Linked DNA regions of Homo sapiens: region 2 is linked to region 1. A link is an interaction called in ENCODE POLR2A ChIA-PET data of the cell type or tissue named here. Cell type or tissue: GM12878. All regions are shown on one strand. Each heading gives the region's core, and the rest is flanking DNA. Links, peaks and the distances in the headings are about the cores only. Region 1 holds the start of LIAT1 (ligand of ATE1). Region 2 has its middle 20 kb from the start of VPS53-AS1.

Evidence for each region. ChIA-PET counts read pairs that join two places held together with the same protein. Peaks named below come from ENCODE experiments on the same cell type or tissue, not always from the same donor. Only the 100,000 strongest peaks of a DNase experiment are listed, where the experiment ranks them.
Region 2: POLR2A ChIA-PET joins it to region 1 with 7 read pairs; 9 of 35 experiments call an interaction of 5 or more read pairs at or near these places.

What each region holds. Positions count from the first base shown.
Region 1 is chr17:410,197-420,959 of GRCh38, reverse strand. LIAT1 (ligand of ATE1) reads right to left here and starts at 10,635. Exons shown (of 2, transcript NM_001013672.5): 1 at 10,314-10,635; 2 at 6,294-7,812. The coding sequence starts at 10,617. The coding sequence ends at 6,845. It overlaps LOC105371430 (a long non-coding RNA gene), which reads left to right and starts at 6,937. Exons shown (of 3, transcript NR_136407.1): 1 at 6,937-6,981; 2 at 7,547-7,831. RefSeq lists an enhancer at 4,126-4,275 and a silencer at 10,494-10,583. In GM12878, for the core only: no CTCF peak of the experiment used is centred there; no DNase peak of the experiment used is centred there; H3K4me3 peaks cover 1,568 bases; H3K27ac peaks cover 1,008 bases.
Region 2 is chr17:497,050-507,812 of GRCh38, reverse strand. No RefSeq gene overlaps it. Among named protein-coding and RNA genes, the nearest start is that of VPS53-AS1, 20 kb to the left of the region's middle. In GM12878, for the core only: no CTCF peak of the experiment used is centred there; no DNase peak of the experiment used is centred there.

The sequences.
Region 1 (10,763 bases), core at 4,727-7,226:
CAAGATTACCTCCAAATGTAGTGGCTTTAAACAACGTTATTGTATCAGTTTCTGTGGGGCAGGAATCTGGGTGCCTCTTGGCCGGATGTCTCCGGCTTGGGGTCTCTCACAGAGGGAGGCACCTCAAGGCTCAACTGGGCTCCACCTGCTTCCAAGCACACTCATGTGGCTGGTAGCAGGACTCAGGTCCACCATGCTGTTGGGCGGAGACATCATTTCTTTCCGGAGGGCACCTTTCCTCAGGCAGCCCACACAACACTGCAGCTGGCTTTCCCCAGAGCAAGATCCCTGAGAGAAAGAGAGAGATAAAGAGAGATAAAGAGATAAAGGTGGTGACTCACACCTGTAATTCCAGCAATTTGGGAGGCGGAGGCAGGAGGATTGCCTGAGCCCAGGAGTTTGAGACCAGCTTGGGCAATATGGTGAGACCGTGTCTCTACAACAAATACAAAACTTAGCCAGGTGTAGTGGTGTGTGTCTGTGGTCCCAGCTACTCAGGAGGCTGAGGTGGGAGGATCACCTGAGCCTGGAGAGGCTGAGCCTGCAGTGAGCTGTGACTGCGCCACTGAGCTCCCGTCTGGGCAACAGAGTGAGACTGTGTCTCAAAAAAAAGACGAAAAGTAAAAAGTGTGTCACATGGAAACCAGAGCCTCCCCCATTCCCTCTTTCTCTCTCTTTCTCTGTCTCTTGCTAATAAATAGACTCTATTTTTGTATTTTTGAGACAGAGTTTCACTCTGTCGCCCAGGCTGGAGTGCAGTGGCAGGATCACGGCTCACTGCAGCCTCGACCTGCAGGCTGATGATCCTCCCACCTCAGGCTCCCGAGTAATTGGGACTCCAGGCACATGTTGCCAAGCACAGCTAATTTTTTTATTTTTTGTAGAGACAGGGTCTCACTATGTTGCCCAGGCTGGTCTTGAACTCCTAGACTCAAGTGGTTCTCATGCCTCAGCCTCCCGAAGTGTTGGGATTACAGGCGTGAGCCACCACACGCGGCCTTCGTACCTTATTATTAACTCAAGTCCATAGTTTACATGAGGGTTCACTCTTGGTGTACATTGTAAGGGTCTGGACAACTGTATAATGACATGTAACTCCCATCTTGGTCTCATACAGAATAGTCTCATTGCCCTAAATATCCCCGTCTCCACCTACCCATTGCTTCTCTTCCTCCTCCTGAACACAGTCTCTTTTTGTAACTTCCTCTTGGAAGTGACATCCCATCACTTTTGCCATATTCTATTCACTAGAAAGAGCCAACAGGTTCAACCCGCATTCAAGAGACGAGCATGAATACCAGGAGGCAGAGATCCTTGGGGGCCATTTACCACGCCAACCGCATAAAGGCGGCCACAGCCCTGAGCTTGTCTTCCTGTGGGGCCCATGGTGGATGTTCACGAGGCTCACGCAGGAGCGCCTTGTTCCTGAGTCTCAAACCACTACCTGTGTGTGTACGAAGCATCTCGGTGCCAGGAAACCCAGAGTCTTCTCATGCTGGGGGTCTCCTATTCTGAGTTGGTCATGTGGGCACATTCTAGCTACGTGACTAGCTTTAAAGGTGGAAACTCAGGTGTCACCAAAACCAGGTGCAAATCGTAACCCCAAATGTTATTACTGAACAGTGCTGAAGGTTGCCACACTCTGCTCCAAAACAACTCACGGGCCCATGATTACAGAGCATTGTTTGTCTTTATGGATTCCATAGCAATGTCCAAGGGTCTGTAGTCTTGGAGATAAGCATGTAGTCAATTCAGGTCAATTGAGATGGACTCAAGCCCTATGAGCCACTCCCATGACCCTTGGTCAGAGGCTTTTAAAAATATATATCTTTTTTTTGAGACAGGGTCTTGCTCTGTCACCCAGGCTGATTGTGCAGTGGCACAATCTTGGCTCACTGCAACCTCTGCCTCCCAGGCTCAAGCGATCCTCCTACCTCAGGCTCCCAAGTAGCTGGGACTACTTGGGATAATTTTTGTATATTTTGTAGAGATGGGGTTTTGCTATGTTACCTAGGCCGGTCTCTTAACTCCTGGACTTGAGCAATCCACTTGCCTCAGCCTTCCAGAGTGCTGGGATTACAGGCATGAGCCACGGCGCCTCACCAAAAATGAATCATTCTTGATAGGTCATTGGATGGGGTATAAAACATTTAAAAAGTGAAAATTAAAAGGAATCATTCTTCATTTGGAAAGCAATGGACAAACCTGTTCTACTTATCGTCTCTTAGGGAATCACTCTATATTCTACACAGACTCTGGATTGGCCGGGCACAGTGGCTCATGCCTGTAATCCCAGCACTTTGGAAGGCTGAGGCGGGCCGATCGCTTGAGCTCAGGAGTTTGAGACTAGCCTCTCTACCAAAAAATACAAAAATTAGCCAGTCATAGTGGTGTGCGCCTGTAGTCCCAGCTACTCAGGAAGCTGAAGGGGGAGGATCGTTTGAGCTTAGGGGGTGGAGGTTGCGGTAAGCCTAGATCATGCCACTGCACTCCAGCCTCTGTGACAGAACCAGACCCTGTCTCAAAGAGAGGAGAGAGAGAGACAGAGACATTCTGGATACATTCTTTTTCTTTCTTTCTTTCTCTTTCTTTTCCTTCCTTCCTTCCTTTCCTTCCTTTTCTTCCTTTCCGTTTCTTTCTTTCCTTCCTTCCTTCCTTTTCTTCCTTTCCCTTTCTTTTTTTTTTTCTTTTTTGCTGGAATCTCGCTTTGTTGCCCAGGCTGGAGTGCAAGTGGCGTGATCTCAGCTCACGGCAGCGTCTGCCTCCCAGGTTCAAGTGATTCTCCCACCTTAGCCTCCCAAGTGGCTGGGACTACAGGTGCGTGCCACCACGCTGGTTAATTTTTGTATTATCAGTACAGACAGGGTTTCATCATGTTGGCCAGGCTGGTTTCAAACTCCTGACCTTAAGTGATCCTCCTGCCTTGGCCTCCCAAAGTGCTGGGATTACAGGCATGAACCACTGCGCCCAGCCAGATTCTGGATAGATTCTGTAACAATCTGTTTAGTTCATGCGTCCTGTTGGGCTGCCCTGCCCCGCTCCACGTTCTAGGTCTCTGTAGCCATCAAACACTGCATTCACCTGGCTGCTGGGATGTCCTGCCCCGCTCCACGTTCTAGGTCTCTGTAGCCATCAAACACTGCATCCTGTTGGGCTGCCCTGCCCTGCTCCACGTTCTAGGTCTCTGTAGCCATCAAACACTGTATTCGCCTGGCTGCTACGATTAGTCCACTGATGGACATATGACCCCTGCCAGGCCAGAGACCTTCTTGGGATTGATACGGACACTGGATACGGACAGAGGAGTAACTCTCTTTTCCTTACAAAATTATAAGGATATCAGTGGCTGTCTTTGTCATCCTGTGATGAGAACCTGCCTGAACATAAAGCTGATATGGAGGAGGCAGAGGTGAAATACGCAGAGAGAGACATTTTGATGACACAGTGTGACCTCCTGGATCCAGCCATGACTGAAGCCACAGGCAACCCTGGACTGTTGGCTTTATAAGTCAACCATTCCGGCCAGGCGTGGTAGCTCACGCCTGTAAATCCCAGCACTTTGGGAGTCCGAGGCGAGTGGATCACTTGAGGTCAGGAGTTCTAGACCAGCCTGGCCAACATGGTGAAACCCCATCTCTACTAAAACTACAAAAATTAGCCGGGCGTGGTGGCACATGCCTGTAATCCCAGCTACTCAGGAGGCTGAGGCAGGAGAATCGCTTGAACCCAGAAGGCGGAGGTTGTGGTGAGCCAAGATGGTGCTTTGCACTCCAGCCTGGGTGACGAGAGTGAAACTCCATCTCAAAAAAAAAAAAAAAAGAAAAAGAAAAAAAAAGTCAACCATTCCCCTTGGTCTGTAAGGTGGTTTTCACTGTGGTTTGTTTCTTGCCCTGAAGGAGTCCTCACTGCTACAGCCTGGGTGTGAGGAAGATATGCAAACTTCGAACCCAAGGTGTTCTGAGTTGAAGCTACTTGTGTGTTCCAGGAACCTTCACCCCACCTGCTTTCTATCATTATACGTTAAGCACCGGCCTTCAGGGCCCCGGCTTCCTTCCTGCTCCACTCTCTCCTGCTCCGGGGCCCCCGTCATTTGTTCTCTGTGTGTGAATTCTCTCTCTTGGCCAGCCACTGAAGCCAGATTTCGTTTGTGAAGCTGACCCTTCCAGGAGGTAAGGTCTACACCATTACTCGGGACAGTCTCTCTAGCAGACATGTGGCCACGTCAACCTGAAATACCACTGATGAAAACTCGTAGTTTGTTTCCTGGGTGCCAGGCGCCATGCTAGATGCCTCATTGCACTCGATTCTCACAGCACTAAGGCAGGAATTTGCAGTCCGGTTTTCAGATGAGGTAACTAAGGCTCGGAGAGGTGAAGCAATCTGCCAGGGGCCACAGTGCTAGCATGTGGTGGGAAAGAGGTGAATTCAGCTCTGGTGTCAAAGCTCGCCATCTTAGCTACTTTCCCAGAATGTTACCTCGCAGCTGGGAGATGACCACAGCCCCCACCCCTGCCTCTCACCGCCATGGAAGGCGCTGCTAAGCGACCGTCTCAGCCCAGTGCACCCTCACACTCCTCTGTGCCCCAGGCTCCAGCCACTGTGGTAGACCCGGAGGGCACATGAGATGCCAGCCCCGTGGCTGCCCTCTGTTCTGTCTCTGCCTTTAATACCCTGGGGCACAAGCGAGGTCCTGTGGCTGGCACTGGAGTATTTCCTGCCCCTTCCTCTCCATGGAGAGCAGAGGACAGGCCTGGCCTCAGCACAGGGAGGCCCGTTCCTGTCTGCTAACCATTCTCCATGGCAGGAGAGGACTCTTCCAAATGTCTCTTCAGTATATTTTGACAGGGTGCAAGGGCAAATGTGGAAACTGTAACTGGCCTTTTAAGGAAGGGTCAGAAGAGGGCTGCTCTGCCAGCCCAGAGCTAGCAGGGACCACGATGCCCACTTAACTTTTTTTTCTTTTTTCGGACAGAGTCTTGCTCTGTTGCCCAGGGTGGAGTGCAGTGGCACCATCTTGGCTCTGCCACCTCCGCCTCCTGGGTTCAAGCGATTCTCCTGCCTCGGCCTCCTGAGGAGCTGGGACTACAGGCACCTGCAACCATACCTGGTTAATTCTGTACTTTTACCAGAGACAGGGTTTCACCATATTAGCCAGGCTGGTCTCGAATGCCCGACCTCAGATGATCCACCTGCCCCAGCCTCCCAGTGTTGGGATAATAGGCCTGAGCCACTGCGCCCAGCCATTTTCACTTAACTTTCAAATGAGCATTCTGTGATGTCTGTATCGGCTTTAACCTCTCCTGTGTACAGTGTACATTCATTTTTTGTCTACCCCAGAACACTGTAACCTCTTGAAGGTCAGGAATCTCATCTTAGCCCTCCATGCTGTCCCTCTCAGACCCACGGTGTTGCTGAGGTAGCTGAGGCTTCCCCAGAGACCACCCTTTTCCTTTGGACCTTTCAGCTAGAAATGCCAGGAGAGACACACACACACACACACACACACACACACACACACACACCTTTCAGCTAGAAATGCCAGGACACACACACACACACACACACACACACACACAACCTTTCAGCTAGAAATGCCAGGACACACACACACACACACACACACACACACACACACACACGACCAGCCCTCGGCCAATGCCTTTGGGGAGTATAAATACCCCAGCTTCCTCACCCCCAGGTGGGATAATTCTAGAAGTGGGTTTCCCTGTGGAATTAAGCCCAGTATGAAAGCTGGCCTAATAGTCCCTGGAAGGGGGGCCAGACACAGTGGCTCATATGCCTGTAATGTTGTGGAAGGCCAAGGTGGGAGGACTGCTTGAGGCCAGGAGTTCGAGACCAGCCTGGGCAACATAGTGAGACCACACCCCCTCCAATCTCTACAAAAAATTTTTAAAATTAGCCAGGCGTGGTGGCACTCACCTATAGTCCCTGCTACTTAGGGGGCTGAGGCGGGAGGATCATCTGAGCCCACGAGGTGGAGTGCAGTGAGAGCTATGATTTCGCCACTGGTACTCCAGCCTGGGCAACAGAGCGGGATCCTGTCTAAAAAGAAAAGTCCCAGGATTGGCCGTCTTCCCTTCTCTGTATCACCCTCTACTCATCCTTTCTTCACCTCCCAGATAATCTACTTGCATTTGAACCCTCGTCTCAGGGGCTGCTTCTGGGAGAGCACAAACGACGACAGCACGTGGCCCTCACTCACTGGCTACTTGTGGAGGGGAGGAATGTGTATTTAGGAGACGCGGCGTAGCGAGGCTTTTTATAATGGAGGATTAGGAGAGGACCATGTTTATGAAAGAAGCAGTATTCCTCTTGGGACTTCCCATGGTAACTTCCCAGGGATGGAGTTCTGGAACCCACTTATTTGAGGCCATATAAAGGCAGGCCATGCATTTAATTAAAACAGAAAAAGGCTCCAAGAGGTTCAGGGCATCGTCCTCCGGCCAACAGAAGCAGGTACCGTGTGAGGAGTTTCACCATGAGATTGAGACTTAAGAGGTAAATCATCTACACGCTTTCTTTTCTTTTTGGGGCAGATTATAGACATCTAGCTGTGGTGAGAAATTAAGTAACAGAGATGCTTACTTAAGAAAAAGGAAATTCTGAAAAGAACTCTGTTCACTAAATTGCTTATGTTCTCAAGGCACTGTGGCTCTCCTGGGCAACCGAGGGCAGCTTGGTGATGGGAGAGTCGGCGTCGTCCGTGTACCGAACATCTGTTTCCTTCAGATACGGGTCTCATTTCCTTTTATGATGATGGTTTTTAACACATAAACTTGTGGTGAGGAGGAATTATAAGTTTGTGAGCGTCGTGGGTAGATTTTCACTCCAGCAGAGTAGGAGCTAAGTCAGAGTGTAGAAGCTTTGGGGTAAGGTTTCCTTCAAAACAGAGATTGGGGCACTCGGCTTTCGACGTGGGCTGCCTGTGGCTGGAGCTGCCATCTTTGTCCGAGAGGTAGGGTAAGTTCTCAGGGGCCTCCTCGGCATTGGGGTCAGTGTGGAAGCCCTTGAGGGCCTCGGGGTCGGGGTGGAAGCCCTTGAGGGCCTCGGGGTCGGGGTGGAAGCCCTTGAGGGCCTCGGGGTCGGGGTGGAAGCCCTTGAGGGCCTTGGGGTCGGGGTGGAAGCCCTTGAGGGCCTCGGGGTCAGTGTGGAAACCCTTGAGGGCCTTGGGGTCGGGGTGGAAGCCCTTGAGGGCCTTGGGGTCGGGGTGGAAGCCCTTGAGGGCCTCGGGGTCAATGTGGAAACCCTTGAGGGCCTCGGGGTCAGTGTGGAAACCCTTGAGGGCCTCAGGGTCGGGGTGGAAGCCCTTGAGGGCCTCGGGGTCGGGGTGGAAGCCCTTGAGAGCCTCGGGGTCGGGGTGGATGCCCTTGAGGGCCTCGGGGTCGGGGTGGAAGCCCTTGAGGGCCTCGGGGTCGGGGTGGAAGCCCTTGAGGGCGTCGGGGTCGGGGTGGAAGCCCTTGAGGGCCTCGGGGTCGGGGTGGAAGCCCTTGAGGGCCAAGCACCGGTACCGTTTTCTCCGATTCAGTTTATAGATGCGAATCCTTTCCTTCTCTGCCTCCGGGTCAGCAAGAATTCCATCCCAACGCAGACTTTCGTTGATCCGATTCGCAAGGTTCTCTATTTCGGCAAAGTCGGGGAGGCTGACGGTGGAGGAGTCAGAAGGGAGGTGCTTCTTTTCCACTTTGCTCTGTCTGTGCTCTGGTTTCGGGCCACGCTCTTTGCAAGGACTTAAGATGTCATGAAAGGAGGAAGAAAGCGGCTGGCTCTTCAGGCTCTGACTCTGATGTTTATCTGCTGAGTAGATGAGCAGGTTAGTGTTTGTGGCAATGTCTGACCTTGGCCTGCTGGGGATGGTGCCAAAATCACCCAAGATGGAAGAGGAGGATGGGGGCCCCTCCGTACCCAGGGCTCAGGCTGCCAAGCCCACCAGCCTCGTGCCCACCTGCCTGTGTGATTTTGCTGAAATCATTTCAGGGCAGGAGGAACCATTCATTGAGCACACAGTCTGAGCCAGGCCGTCTGGGTAAAGGCGATCGGCCCTATTCTTCGGGTGAGGAAACCGAAGCTCCAAAAGGTTCAGGAACTTGCCAATGTCATGAGCGAGTGGCAGAGCTGGGACCTGAGTGCAGGCTGGGCCCCCAATGCCCCATTCTTTCCACTGGGCCGTGCTGCCCTCATCCATCCTCGCCATGTGCTCACCACGGCCATTCCCAGTTCTGGGAGTCTGTGACTCTACCCTAGTCTAGACACTTTATGATGGAAGGAACGGAAAACAACAGAAAAGCTTCCTAAATTTGACTGAAAGCAGTATTATGCCAAGCCAGAAATACTTCTGCTGTATGGCTTGTACTGATTTTTTTTTTTAACATCAATAGCACTTCAGAATTATTTAACATGCACATAAAATGCTACAAATTGTGGTTCTTTCATCAGCTCGTCCTTTTATTTTAGGGGAGAGAGAAAGAAATCATCTTTTGACATTTCCCTCCCTTGCTACGCCCTGGAAACTATCTGGTGCCCCCTGCTGATGGTATGAGGCACATGTCACTGTAATTTCTACAGTGAAAAGCTACGCCAAAAGGACAATGAACTGCCAAATTTCTTTTTGCAGATACACACAGGGCTTTTTTTTTTTTTGAGACTGAGTCTCACTCTGCCACCCAGGCTGGAGCACAGTGGCACAATCTTGGCTCACTGCAACCTCCGCCTCTCAGGTTCAAGCAATTCTAGGTGCCTGCCACCATGCCCAGCTAATTTTTGTATTTTCAGTAGAGACGGGGTTTCACCATGTTGGCCAGGCTGGTCTTGAATTCCCAAAGTGCTGGGATTACAGGCGTGAGCCATGTGCCCAGCCACACAGGGCTTCTTGACCTGAACTGCAGAATTTTCTTGCCTTTGTATTACGCCTGAGAAGTACTTATCATCTTCCCATTGCTCCCTTCCCACACTGCACGGTCCATATGGGCGAGGCTGCCACTCTGCCTCCTGCTTGCCTTGGTGCCAGCTCTGCCACAGAGGGCCAGGCCCCAGAACTGGAGCTTAGAGCCCTCTCCCAGACAGCCAAAGCCACTGAGGTGGACCACACGGGCGACAGTGGCCTCACAGCACTCACGGGCACCTGCATTCTCTGTCACTGCTGTGCTCTCTCTCCTCAAAGTGGGTGCTCAGTCCCCTTGTCAAGAAATGTAGGGGTTCTACAAGAAGAGCTTGGTGAGATGTAGGGACTGGGGTTTATGGCAGGTAGGGTATGTGTGTTTGTGAAGGTGTCCCTGAGAGAGACTGCAATTCCTGCCTGCATATGACTACACACGCGAATGGATAACGTATTAACAGTCTGTGTGTGTAGACTAGGAATGTGTGTGCATGAGGGGGATCTGTGCTTTAGTTTTCTTGTTTGTTTTTTTGAGAGACAGGGTCTTGCTTGTTGCCCAGGCTGGAGTGCAATGGTGCGATCATAGCTCACTGCAGCCTGGAAGTCCTGGGTTCAAGTGATCCTCCCACCTCGGCCTCCCAAAGTGCTCGGATTACAGGTGTGAGCCACTGCGTCCCGCCCTTTAGTTTCACTGTTGGTGTTACATTGATAGAAGGTGGGGGGAGTGGTTGAGGGTGTCCCCCGCCCTTTAGTTTCACTGTGGGTGTTACACTGATATGAAGCGGGGAGTGGTTGAGGGTGTCAGGGATTATAGGAGGATGTCACAGTGACTGGTGTCATGGGGTTTGTGCAGTCCAAGGCTGCCCCTTGGTGGGTGCGAGGGGGAGCCCATGCAGCGAGGACCTTTAATACACACGTCTGTGGGTGTGGGTGTCTACCGCGCATCCACAGGCAGGCAGCCTTAACGCAAGAGGGTGGGAGGAGGGGAGGCAGGAGTCTGCCCTTCTCTGTGCATGAGAGTGAGGGCCTTTCATGTGGCATCAATGTGTTTGGGGTGGGGAAAGTGTCTTGTGAGGAGGGCCTCTGTGGGGAAGGCGCAGACGTTTAAGACTGCCAGTTTTGGCTGAGGGATTAGGAAGTTGAGAGGGTGTCTTTGTGTGGGGCTGGAAGGCTCTTAGGAATGGTGGATATCTGTAGGGGTCTCTGTGTGGGGCTAAGGGACCGCAGAGTTGGTGGATGGTCTCCACGGGTGGGGCTGGGGCATCAACGTGCTGCTGACGGGCATGTGTGGGGAGCAGGAGGACCTCGGTCCGGGACCACTGAGCTTCTGTTTCCGGTCTGAAGGGTAAATGGGGGGTGGGTCCCCAAAGAGTCTCCAGGGAACCGGAGCTGACGCAGCCGGGCTAGCTGCTCCTCTTACCGTCCCCCTTGCCAGACCCCTTGGTCTTCTTCTTCCTTTTTTTCTTCTTCACCTTCCGTTTGGCCAGCTCGGAGGCGCCGCCTGTGATGGGGGGCAGTCTAGACCCCCGCGGGCCCGCGGCGCCGCCCTCCCGCTCCTCCTCCTCGCCGTCGTTGTCCTTGTACCCCATTGTCCCCGCCCCACCGCGGCGGTCCAGCCGCCCGCTGGGCTGCAACCCAACCCGCCCCGGGGGCGCCCGAGGCCCGATGCCGACTAATCGGCGACTCTCAGCGCGGACCGCCAGGCCAGGGCCACGCGTCTCCATGGCGACCACCCCTGCTGCGCCTGCGCAGTCAGGACGCTTCCGCCCGGTGCCCCACGGACCGCGGTGTGCGCATGCGTGCTTCCGTCTTTTGGCGACCTTGGCACACAGCGGTGTGCGCATGTGTGCTTCTGTCGGGGATCTCGAGA
Region 2 (10,763 bases), core at 3,623-6,122, 88 kb before region 1:
CATGACTGTGTAGGCAATGCTTCCCGACCTTTTCAGGACTTGAAACAGAAGTGACGACATGAGTAACTCCTCTTCCCTCAACAGAAGAGGCTGCTGGGGCCGGAAGTGATGGGCCTGGGGACACCTCCCTCCCTCCACAGCCCCAAGGCTAAAGGGATCAGTATCTGGCCATTTGCTGGATACCTTTGCGGTGGCCCCAGCATTCCAGTTGGGAAACTCAGAATTGGGGCATGAAGGTTGGAATTAGAGCATCGGGGTTGGGTGGTGTGTTTGTTTCCGTGTTGGGAACTTTGTCAAAGTCCCTCCATTTGTAGATGGGATGCTGAGATCTCAAGAGGTTTAATCACTGGCTTACTCCCCGCCATAGAAGAGGAGCGGCAAAAGCTAAGCCACTTGTGTACATGCCACTCTCAATATCCTGCTCTCAACTCACCACACCACTTTCCCTAGCTGTCCAGTCCTGGGGTCTGTCCTTTGCCCCACCCAGGTCTTCAGAGACTGTCCCCTTTCACCCTCTGCTTGCAGAAGTGAACAGGGGTCCCCCTGCTTTTCCTGATGCCACTCCCCCCCACAGCCTGTCGGTTTTGTTAGTGCGTCAAGGGAGTCCACTGCCCCCATCCCCACATGCATTCCTGCCGAGCAAGTCAGCTTCCATCTCAAGCACTGTCCTGACCCCGCTCTTGAGGGTCACCGGTGCTCTTCTAGAAAGTCAGCTTCCATCTCAACCACTGTCCTGACCCCGCTCTTGAGGGTCACCGGTGCTCTTCTAGAAAGTCAGCTTCCATCTCAACCACTGTCCTGACCCTGCTCTCGAAGGTCACCAATGCTCTTCTACAAAGTCAGCTTCCATCTCAACCACTGTCCTGACCCCGCTCTCAAAGGTCACCGGTGCTCTTCTAGAAAGTCAGCTTCCATCTCAACCGCTGTCCTGACCCTGCTTTCGAAGGTCACCAATGCTCTTCTAGAAAGTCAGCTTCCATCTCAACCACCGTCCTGACCCTGCTCTCGAAGGTCACCAATGCTCTTCTAGAAAGTCAGCTTCCATCTCAACCGCTGTCCTGACCCTGCTCTCGAAGGTCACCAATGCTCTTCTAGAAAGTCAGCTTCCATCTCAACCGCTGTCCTGACCCTGATCTCGAAGGTCACCAATGCTCTTCTACAAAGTCAGCTTCCATCTCAACCACTGTCCTGACCCCGCTCTTGAGGGTCACCGGTGCTCTTCTAGAAAGTCAGCTTCCATCTCAACCGCTGTCCTGACCCTGATCTTGAAGGTCACCAATGCTCTTCTACAAAGTCAGCTTCCATCTCAACCACTGTCCTGACCCCGCTCTTGAGGGTCACCGGTGCTCTTCTAGAAAGTCAGCTTCCATCTCAACCACTGTCCTGACCCCGCTCTTGAGGGTCACCGGTGCTCTTCTAGAAAGTCAGCTTCCATCTCAACCACTGTCCTGACCCTGCTCTCGAAGGTCACCAATGCTCTTCTACAAAGTCAGCTTCCATCTCAACCACTGTCCTGACCCCGCTCTCAAAGGTCACCGGTGCTCTTCTAGAAAGTCAGCTTCCATCTCAACCGCTGTCCTGACCCTGCTCTCGAAGGTCACCAATGCTCTTCTAGAAAGTCAGCTTCCATCTCAACCACCGTCCTGACCCTGCTCTCGAAGGTCACCAATGCTCTTCTAGAAAGTCAGCTTCCATCTCAACCGCTGTCCTGACCCTGCTCTCGAAGGTCACCAATGCTCTTCTAGAAAGTCAGCTTCCATCTCAACCGCTGTCCTGACCCTGATCTCGAAGGTCACCAATGCTCTTCTACAAAGTCAGCTTCCATCTCAACCACTGTCCTGACCCCGCTCTTGAGGGTCACCGGTGCTCTTCTAGAAAGTCAGCTTCCATCTCAACCGCTGTCCTGACCCTGATCTTGAAGGTCACCAATGCTCTTCTACAAAGTCAGCTTCCATCTCAACCACTGTCCTGACCCCGCTCTTGAGGGTCACCGGTGCTCTTCTAGAAAGTCAGCTTCCATCTCAACCGCTGTCCTGACCCTGCTCTCGAAGGTCACCAATGCTCTTCTAGAAAGTCAGCTTCCATCTCAACCGCTGTCCTGACCCTGATCTCGAAGGTCACCAATGCTCTTCTACAAAGTCAGCTTCCATCTCAACCACTGTCCTGACCCCGCTCTCGAGGGTCACCGGTGCTCTTCTAGAAAGTCAGCTTCCATCTCAACCGCTGTCCTGACCCTGCTCTCGAAGGTCACCAATGCTCTTCTAGAAAGTCAGCTTCTATCTCAACCGCTGTCCTGACCCTGATCTCGAAGGTCACCAATGCTCTTCTACAAAGTCAGCTTCCATCTCAACCACTGTCCTGACCCCGCTCTCGAGGGTCACCGGTGCTCTTCTAGAAAGTCAGCTTCCATCTCAACCGCTGTCCTGACCCTGATCTCGAAGGTCACCAATGCTCTTCTACAAAGTCAGCTTCCATCTCAACCGCTGTCCTGACCTTGCTCTCGAGGGTCACCGGTGCTCTTCTAGAAAGTCAGCTTCCATCTCAACCACTGCCCTGACCCTGATCTCGAAGGTCATCAATGCTCTTCTACAAAGTCAGCTTCCATCTCAACCGCTGTCCTGACCCTGATCTCGAAGGTCACCGGTGCTCTTCTAGAAAGTCAGCTTCCATCTCAACCACTGTCCTGACCCTGCTCTCGAGGGTCACCGGTGCTCTTCTAGAAAGTCAGCTTCCATCTCAACCGCTGTCCTGACCCTGCTCTCGAAGGTCACCAATGCTCTTCTACAAAGTCAGCTTCCATCTCAACCACTGTCCTGACCCTGCTCTCCAAGGTCACCGATGCCCTTCTAGAAAGTCAGCTTCCATCTCAACCACTGTCCTGACCCTGCTCTCAAAGGTCACCGATGCCCTTCTAGCCTGACTCACATCTGTCTTGACCCTTCTCTGGAAGGTCACCGATGCCCTTCTAGCCTGACTCACATCTGTCTTGACCCTTCTCTGGAAGGTCACCGATGCCCTTCTAGCCTGACTCACATCTGTCTTGACCCTTCTCTGGAAGGTCACCGATGCCCTTCTAGCCTGACTCACATCTGTCTTGACCCTTCTCTGGAAGGTCACCGATGCCCTTCTAGCCTGACTCACATCTGTCTTGACCCTTCTCTCGAAGGTCACCGATGTTATTCTAATCTGGCTCACATCTGTCCTGACCCTTCCTTCTCTCGAAGGTCACCGATGTTATTCTAATCTGGCTCACATGTGTCCTGACCCTTCCTTCTCTCAAAGGTTACCGATGCCCTTCTAGCCCAGCTCACATCTGTCCTGACATTTCCTTCTCTCGAAGGTCACTGAGGTTCTTCGTCTGGCTCACATCTGTCCTGACCCTTCTCTCGAAGGTCACCGATGCCCTTCTAGCCCGGCTCACATCTGTCCTGCCCAACTGCAGGATAATGTAACTGTTCTGAGCACGTTTAAGGTAGGCTAGGCTAAGCTATGACATTGGGGAGGTTAGGTGTATTAAATGCATTTTTGACTTAACAATGTAACTTACAGTGGGTTTATTGGGACGTAACCCCATCATCTGTGGAGGGGCATCTGTGTGTGAGTCCCCTCTCCCTGGAATCCTCCTTTAACTGTGTGAGTCCCCCTCTCCCTGGAATCCTCCCTTAACTCTGAGTCCTCCTCCCCGGAATACTCCTTTAACTGTGTGAGTCCCCCTCTCCCCGGAATTCTCCCTTAACTCTGAGTCCTCCTCCCTGGAATACTCCTTTAACTGTGTGAGTCCCCCTCTCCCCGGAATCCTCCCTTAACTCTGAGTCCTCCTCCCCGGAATACTCCTTTAACTGTGTGAGTCCCCCTCTCCCCGGAATTCTCCCTTAACTCTGTGAGTCCTCCTCTCTCCGGAATTCTCCCTTAACTGCTTTACTGGCTCTGGGACTTCTTAGTCTCCTTCCCCAGCTCTCCTCTCCTTCTGAGCCTTGACAGCGGCCAGGCCTCGAGGTCTTAGGCCCCCTGTTTTCATGCCAGGCTCCTGAGGACTTACCTGCCATCACAGGTGCAAACACCAGCTACACCTGAGCTCCCCCCAATTTTCAGTTCCTGTCTTCTAGCCAACTCCCATCATTAGCTTATATGCACCATCTCGAGGTAAGCTCAGCTTCCTTCCTGAATCCCCCATTTTTCTTTTTTTCTTTTCTTGTCTCTCTCTCTTTTTTTTTTTTTTTTTTTTTTTTTTGAGACAGGGTCTTATTCTATTGCCCAGTCTTGTCTCAAACTCTTGGGCTCAAGTGAGCCTCCCGCCTCGGCCTCCCAATGTGTGGGGATTACAGGCATGAGCCACCGCACCCGGCTGAATTCCCCATTTCTAAATGGCTCCACCTTCCTTTCCTAGGGCCTCAATCTCAACACCTTACTCACCCCTAACCACTCTGGCTGTCAGCCAATATGGTTAGTTTATCATAACATTTTTTTCTTAATGATTACACAGAGAACAGTCACAGAAATCAAAAGAAAATCTTGCCCCAACAAATCAAGAATGGAAGTCCCAGGAAGCCCGCACCGGCGGGTCTCGGTGTGCGGAAGCCGGAAGCCATTCTCTGCTGCTCAGGCGGGTCTCGGTGTGCGGAAGCCGGAAGCCATTCTCTGCTGCTCAGGTGGGTCTCGGTGTGCGGAAGCCGGAAGCCATTCACCCCTGCACCGGCGGGTCTCGGTGTGCGGAAGCCGGAAGCCATTCACCCCTGCACCGGCGGGTCTCGGTGTGCGGAAGCCGGAAGCCATTCTCTGCTGCTCAGGCGGGTCTCGGTGTGCGGAGTCCACTCTCCCTGGGCTCCCGGCTGGGCCTGCTCCACGCCTCTTTCCGTAGGGTTTCTCAGAAGGAGCTAAAGAGCCTGGCTCCAGCGGGTCTCTTCTCAAAACCGACGACACTGATGGCTCAGTGTGGCCTGTGCTGCTATTACCCTATAATATTGCAGTAGCAATGCTCATTTTTAAAGTACAGTGGGGCCGGGCGCGGTGGCTCACGCCTGTCATCCCAGCACTTTGGGAGGCCGAGGCGGGCGGATCACGAGGTCAGGAGTACAAGACCAGCCTGGCCAACATGGTGAAAGCCCATCCCTACTAAAGATAACAAAAAATTAGCCAGGCATCATGGCGCACACCTGTAATCCCAGCTGCTTGGGAGGCTGAGGCAGGAGAATCATTTGAGTCTGGGAGGCGGAGGTTGCAATGAGCCAAGATCGCGCCATTGCACTCCAGCCTGGGCAATAGGCGAGACGCCATCTCAGGGGAAAAAAAAAAAAATTAGCCAGTTTTGGTGGCACATGCCTGTAATCCCAGCTACTCGGGGGGCTGAGGCAGGAGAATCACTTGAACCCGGGAGGTGGAGCTTTCAGTGAGCTGAGATCATGCCAGTTCACTCCAGCCAGAGTGAGACTGTCTCAAAAAACAACAACAAAAAAAAAACCACTACATGGAAATATATCAGAAGTCCTACTCTCCTGTGAAGATTTCTCTGTATCTGTATGTGGGAAAAAGGAGATACTTTGTCAAAGGAAAAAAAAAAAAAAGAAATTAACATGAAGCAGGCCCCCCCACCTGCCAGATAACAAAATCCTGGATGCTCAGGTCCCAGGCCCCGAGTCAGCCCTGTGGAACCTGTGGGCACAAAAATTTGGGTCTTGACTTCTCAGCATCCTGAGAATTCTGTATTTTCATTCCAGAGTTGGTTGAATCTGTAGCTGCAGAACTGGCAGATGCAGAAGGCTGACTGTACATCTTGGACTTTTCCCTTGCCATGTATAGATCTACTCATTATTTTTAATGGCTGCTTGGTGCTTTATAGCTCAGCTATGCCATCATTTTTTTTCTTTTTTTTGAGACGGAGCCTCGCCCTGTCCTCAGGCTGCTGGAGTGCAATGGTGCGATCTCGGCTCACTGCAACCTCCTTCTGCCAGGTTCAAGCGATTCTCCTGCCTCAGCCTCTTGAGTAGCCGGGATTACAGGCGCCCGCCACCACGCCTGGCTAATTTTTGTATTTTTTAGTAGAGACAGGGTTTCGCCATGCTGGCCAGGCTGGTCTCAAACTCCTGACCTCAGGTGATCTGCCCTCCTTGGCCTCCCAAAGTGCTGGGATTACAGGCGTGAGCCACTTCACCCGGTCCCATCATTTATGTCATCAGTGCTATGGTTTGAATGTATATGTCCCTCCAAAATTCTTATGTTGAAAGTGAATCCCCGATGTGATAGTATTAAGATGTGGGGCCCTTAGGAGGTGGTTAAATCATGAAGAAGGGGCCTCAAGAATGGGATTATGACCTTATAAAGAGGTGCAGGGGAGCTGTGTGACACCCTGTGACTTTCTGCCTTCTGCCATGTAACAAGCAACATGGCGCCATCTTGGAAGCAAAGAGCAGCCCTCACTGGGCACGGAGTCCGTCAGCACCTGATCTTCGACGTCCTGGCCTCCAGAGCTGTAAGGAACAACGATCTACTATTTATCAATTAGTCCGTGGCATTTTATTGTAGCAGCGTGAATACACTGAGACAGCCAGTCTTCTAGCAATATAGCCAAAAGGCTGTGTTTAGTTTTTTGGCATTAGACTCACATCATCTGTGAAAATCTTTCTGCAAATGTCTTTGCTTGCTTGTACTCACATTTTTGTAGGACATTATCCTAAAATGGTTACATTTCCACTTAAAATGATTAAGGCTGGGCATGGTGGCTCACACCTATAATCCCAGGACTTTGGAAGACCAAGTCAGGCAGATCACTTGAGCCCAGGAGTTTGAGAGTGACCTGGGCAACACGGTGAAACCCCATCTCTACAAAAAATTATCCGGGTGTGGTGGTGCGCTCCTGTAGTCCCAGCTACTCGGGAGGCTGAGACGGGAGGATCGCTTGAACCCTGGGATGTCAAGGCTGCAGTGAGCTGTGATTGCACTGCTGCACTCCAGCCTGGGTGACAGGGAGACCCTGTTTCAAAAAGGAGAAAAATCAGATTAAAGGAGGTGTACATTTAAAATGTCGCTAGCTGGCCGGGCGTGGTGGCTCATGCCTTTAATCCCAGCACTTTGGGAGGCCGAGACGGGCGGATCACAAGGTCAGGAGATCAAGACCATCCTGGCTAACACAGTGAAACCCTGTCTCTGCTAAAAATACAAAAAATTAGCTGGGCGTGGTGGCCGGCGCCTGTAACCCCAGCTACTCGGGAGGCTGAGGCAGGAGAATCGCTGGAACCTGGGAGGCGGAGCTTGCAGTGAGCCAAGATCGTGCCACTGCACTCCAGCCTGGGCAACAGTGCGAGACTCTGTCTCAAAAAACAAACAAACAAAAAAAGCCCGCTAGCTCTTGCCAAAACACCTGCTGCAGTTGGTTTTGCTGCACATCCCCATGGTGGGTGTGTGGGTACCCACCGCACATCCTCACTCATCCTGCGTGGCTTTTCCTGTTTCTTGAGAGAGAGGATGTAGTTTCATCTCTATCTGTAGAAACCCAGTAAGCAGAAGTTCCCCTTTGGTTTTCATTGCACAAGGCCAGCTGTGACCCAACTGTGTCTTGCAAGAGAGTGTTCTTATTCAAGATCTACTGAGTAAAGACCCCTGCCTTTCCTCCCGGTCAGGGGTCCTCCAGTGCGTGATTTCTTGGTTCTCTCAGGACATCAATGATCATCCTTTGGATAGGTAGCGAAGTCACATTTTGCTGTTAAGTGGTTGTTTTTCTATTCTTTGCCCCTTTCCGCAGCAGCAGGTGGGGCCTCGTCTATGCACTGCGCTCAGGTGCAGATGGTATCGAGATAATTGCTTGAATTCTTGTGCAGACTTTTGTAATTCTGCAGTAGAGACAAAAGTCTTGGAATCCGTGCTATCAATGTAAGAATGTTGGAATGCTGTTTTGGTTTGTTTTCTTATTCTAAAAATCTGCCTTTAAATGTTAAGAACCAAAATGCTGAAGCATTTTTGCACCCAATCCACACTATCATCACAGGGACCGGGCATCTGGACATAAACATTTTTTTTCCACCTAAAAAGAAAGAAAGTGGATTTTGCCCAGCAGATGAGAAAAGAAAAGCCAGAGAGGCTTAAAGGCTTGTAGGTCCCTGAGAAGAAACCCGGAGCCCCAGCACTCTGGGCTGAGCCCCAGTAGGAGAAGCACCCCCATCAGCTTGAGGAGGATGCTAATCTAGAAGCCACTGTCTGGCTTCCAGCAATGCCCCTGTGAGACTGAAGCCCCCAGAGAAAAGTTCTGTGTTCAACAAGGCACCAGGAGACAGCGAGTGAGGACCTGAGGGTGCTGTCCAGTTAGAAAGGCCTAAGGGGGAGGCCTCTGTGTACCGCAGAGTCCCTCCTACCCAATCATGGGCAGGTAATGGCTGCTAAGAGCTCCCAAGCTCCCAGAAGTAGTGAAAGGACCAGCACATTGGCTGAGACCTGGATTTGGAACAAGCAGAATGGAAAGCAGGCGGCACGTGGACACCAAAGCAGACAGTAGGGCTGGGTGTGCTGGCTCCTGCCTGTCATCCCAGCACTGTGGGAGGCCGAGGCAGGCGGATCACCCGAGGTCAGGAGTTCAAGACCAGCCCAGCCAACATGGCGAAAGCCTGTCTCTACTAAAAATACAAAAATCAGCTGGTGTAGTGGTGCATGCCTGTAGTCCCAGCTACTTGGGAGGCTGAGGCAGGAGAATGGCTTGAACCTGGGAGGCAGAGGTTACAGTGAGCTGAGATCATGCCACTGCACTCCAGCCTGGGTGACAGAGAAAGACTCTGTCTCAAAATTAAATTAAATTAAATTGCTGAGAATGGCCAGGCGCGGTGGCTCACGCCTGTAATCCCAGAACTTTGGGAGGCTGAAGCGAGTGGATCACTTGAGGTCAGGAGTGTGAGACCAGCCTGGCCGACATGGTGAAACCATGTCTCTACTAAAAATACAAAAATTAGCTGGGCGTGGTGGCAGGTGCCTGTAGTCCCAGTGACTCTGGAGGCTGAGGTAGTAGAATCCCTTGGACCTGGGAGGCGGAGGTTGCAGTGAGCTGAGATTGCACTCCTGCACTCCAGCCTGGACCACAGAGACTCTGTCTCAAAGAAAAAAAGCAGAGAGTGGCACTCAATGGCCGAGCAGAACAAGTTACACGTCAGTAGAGGCCAGGGAGGTGGGAAGATCAGCATGGGCCAGGTGCTCACCACCAGCCTCCCAGCCTTGCTGCCAGGATGCCAGATAAGCCTCCCAGGTGCCACCACCTTGGCCAAGCTCCCCTCCCTCCTCTGCCTTGCCTTTCTCTCCTCTCCTCTCCTTTTCCCTCCATCCCTCCCTCCCTCCCTTTCTCTCTCTTTCTTTCTCTCTCTCTTTCTTTCAACAGGCTCTCACTGTGTCACCTAGGCTGGAGTGCAGTGGTGCGATCTTGGCTCACTGCAGCCTCTGCCTCCCAGGTTCCAGCGATCCTCCCACCTCAGCCTCCCAAGCAGCTGGGACTACAGGCGCCCAGCACCACACCAGGCTAGTTTTTGTATTTTTTGTAGAGATGGTGTTTCACCGTGTTGCCCAGACTGATCTCTCCTGAGCTCAAGCAATCCTCCCGCCTCAGCCTCCTGAGTAGCTGGGACTACAGGCATGCGCCACCACACCCGGCTATTTTTTGTATTTTTTGTACAGATGGGGTTTCACCCTGTTGGCCAGGATGGTCTCGAACTCCTGACCTCAGGTGATCCACCCGCCTCGGCCTCCCAAAGCGCTGGGATTACAGGCGTGAGCCGCCGTGCCCAACCCTCAAAGGGGTGTTTTTAGAAATTGATATTTGTGTCTTGGTCTAGCCCTGCAGGGTTCATGTTTGAATTCTACAGAGAAGGCAGAAATAAAGGAAGCCACGGGGCTTCAGGACCACCCCACCCACGCAACCAGGAGGGGTGAGAGGCGCTTTGCAGCAGAAGACCTACAGGCTAATGCCCGAGAGCCACAGGGGCCTCTGCCACCACCAGCACCGGCAGCAGTGCCCAGGGCTTTGGGCGGTGCCTGGCAAGGGGCAAGGGGCAAAGGGCAAGGGGACCGTACCCATGTGCCACCACTGTCACCTCTCTCAAGAGGCTGCAGGGGCTGATGGTACTTGTAGCAGGGGCACCCAATCGGAGGACCATGGTGGTCCACCGTCACACACCTTAGCAGAACCAGAGGCCAGGACAGTGAGGGCTAGAAAAAGAAAAGAAAATTAAGAGCAGGCATTCCATAAGTGTGACCAGGTTTATTTATGAGCTTATGAAAGACATCTTCGGGGATTCCCAGACGTACTTGTCAGTGGTTGGAGGTGGGGGTGGAAGTCCTACAAGGGAGCGGGGAGAGGGGCAACAACACTGCCCCAGTTGGCCCCAGGCTGATGTGGCCTGGGAAGAGATAAGACCCTCCCTCACCACAAGTTCTTCCCCCTCTGGCTCATTCTCAGTAAAGACCCAAAACTGAAACACATTTCTTCAAAGCATGTAAATGTCTTCAGCAAGTATCAGGCTGCAAACCACAGCTGCCTCCAGCCTGCATGTATTCTGCTCTGAACTGGGGATAGGAGAGGGGTACGTGAAGCCACTGTGGCTCCCGGGAAGGACACAGCTAAGTCACCTGTCATTGTGTGGAGCAAACAGGCTGCCTCCAAGGGCCCTCGCTCTCCGTCCCTTCCCGGGCAGCCCCCACAGACCCGAATCCTCAAGGGGCCCTGGAGTACCATGGAGACCTTTGAGCCTGCCTTTGGAGTGTGGCCACACAGACCAGACGTTTGATCCCCAGGGATA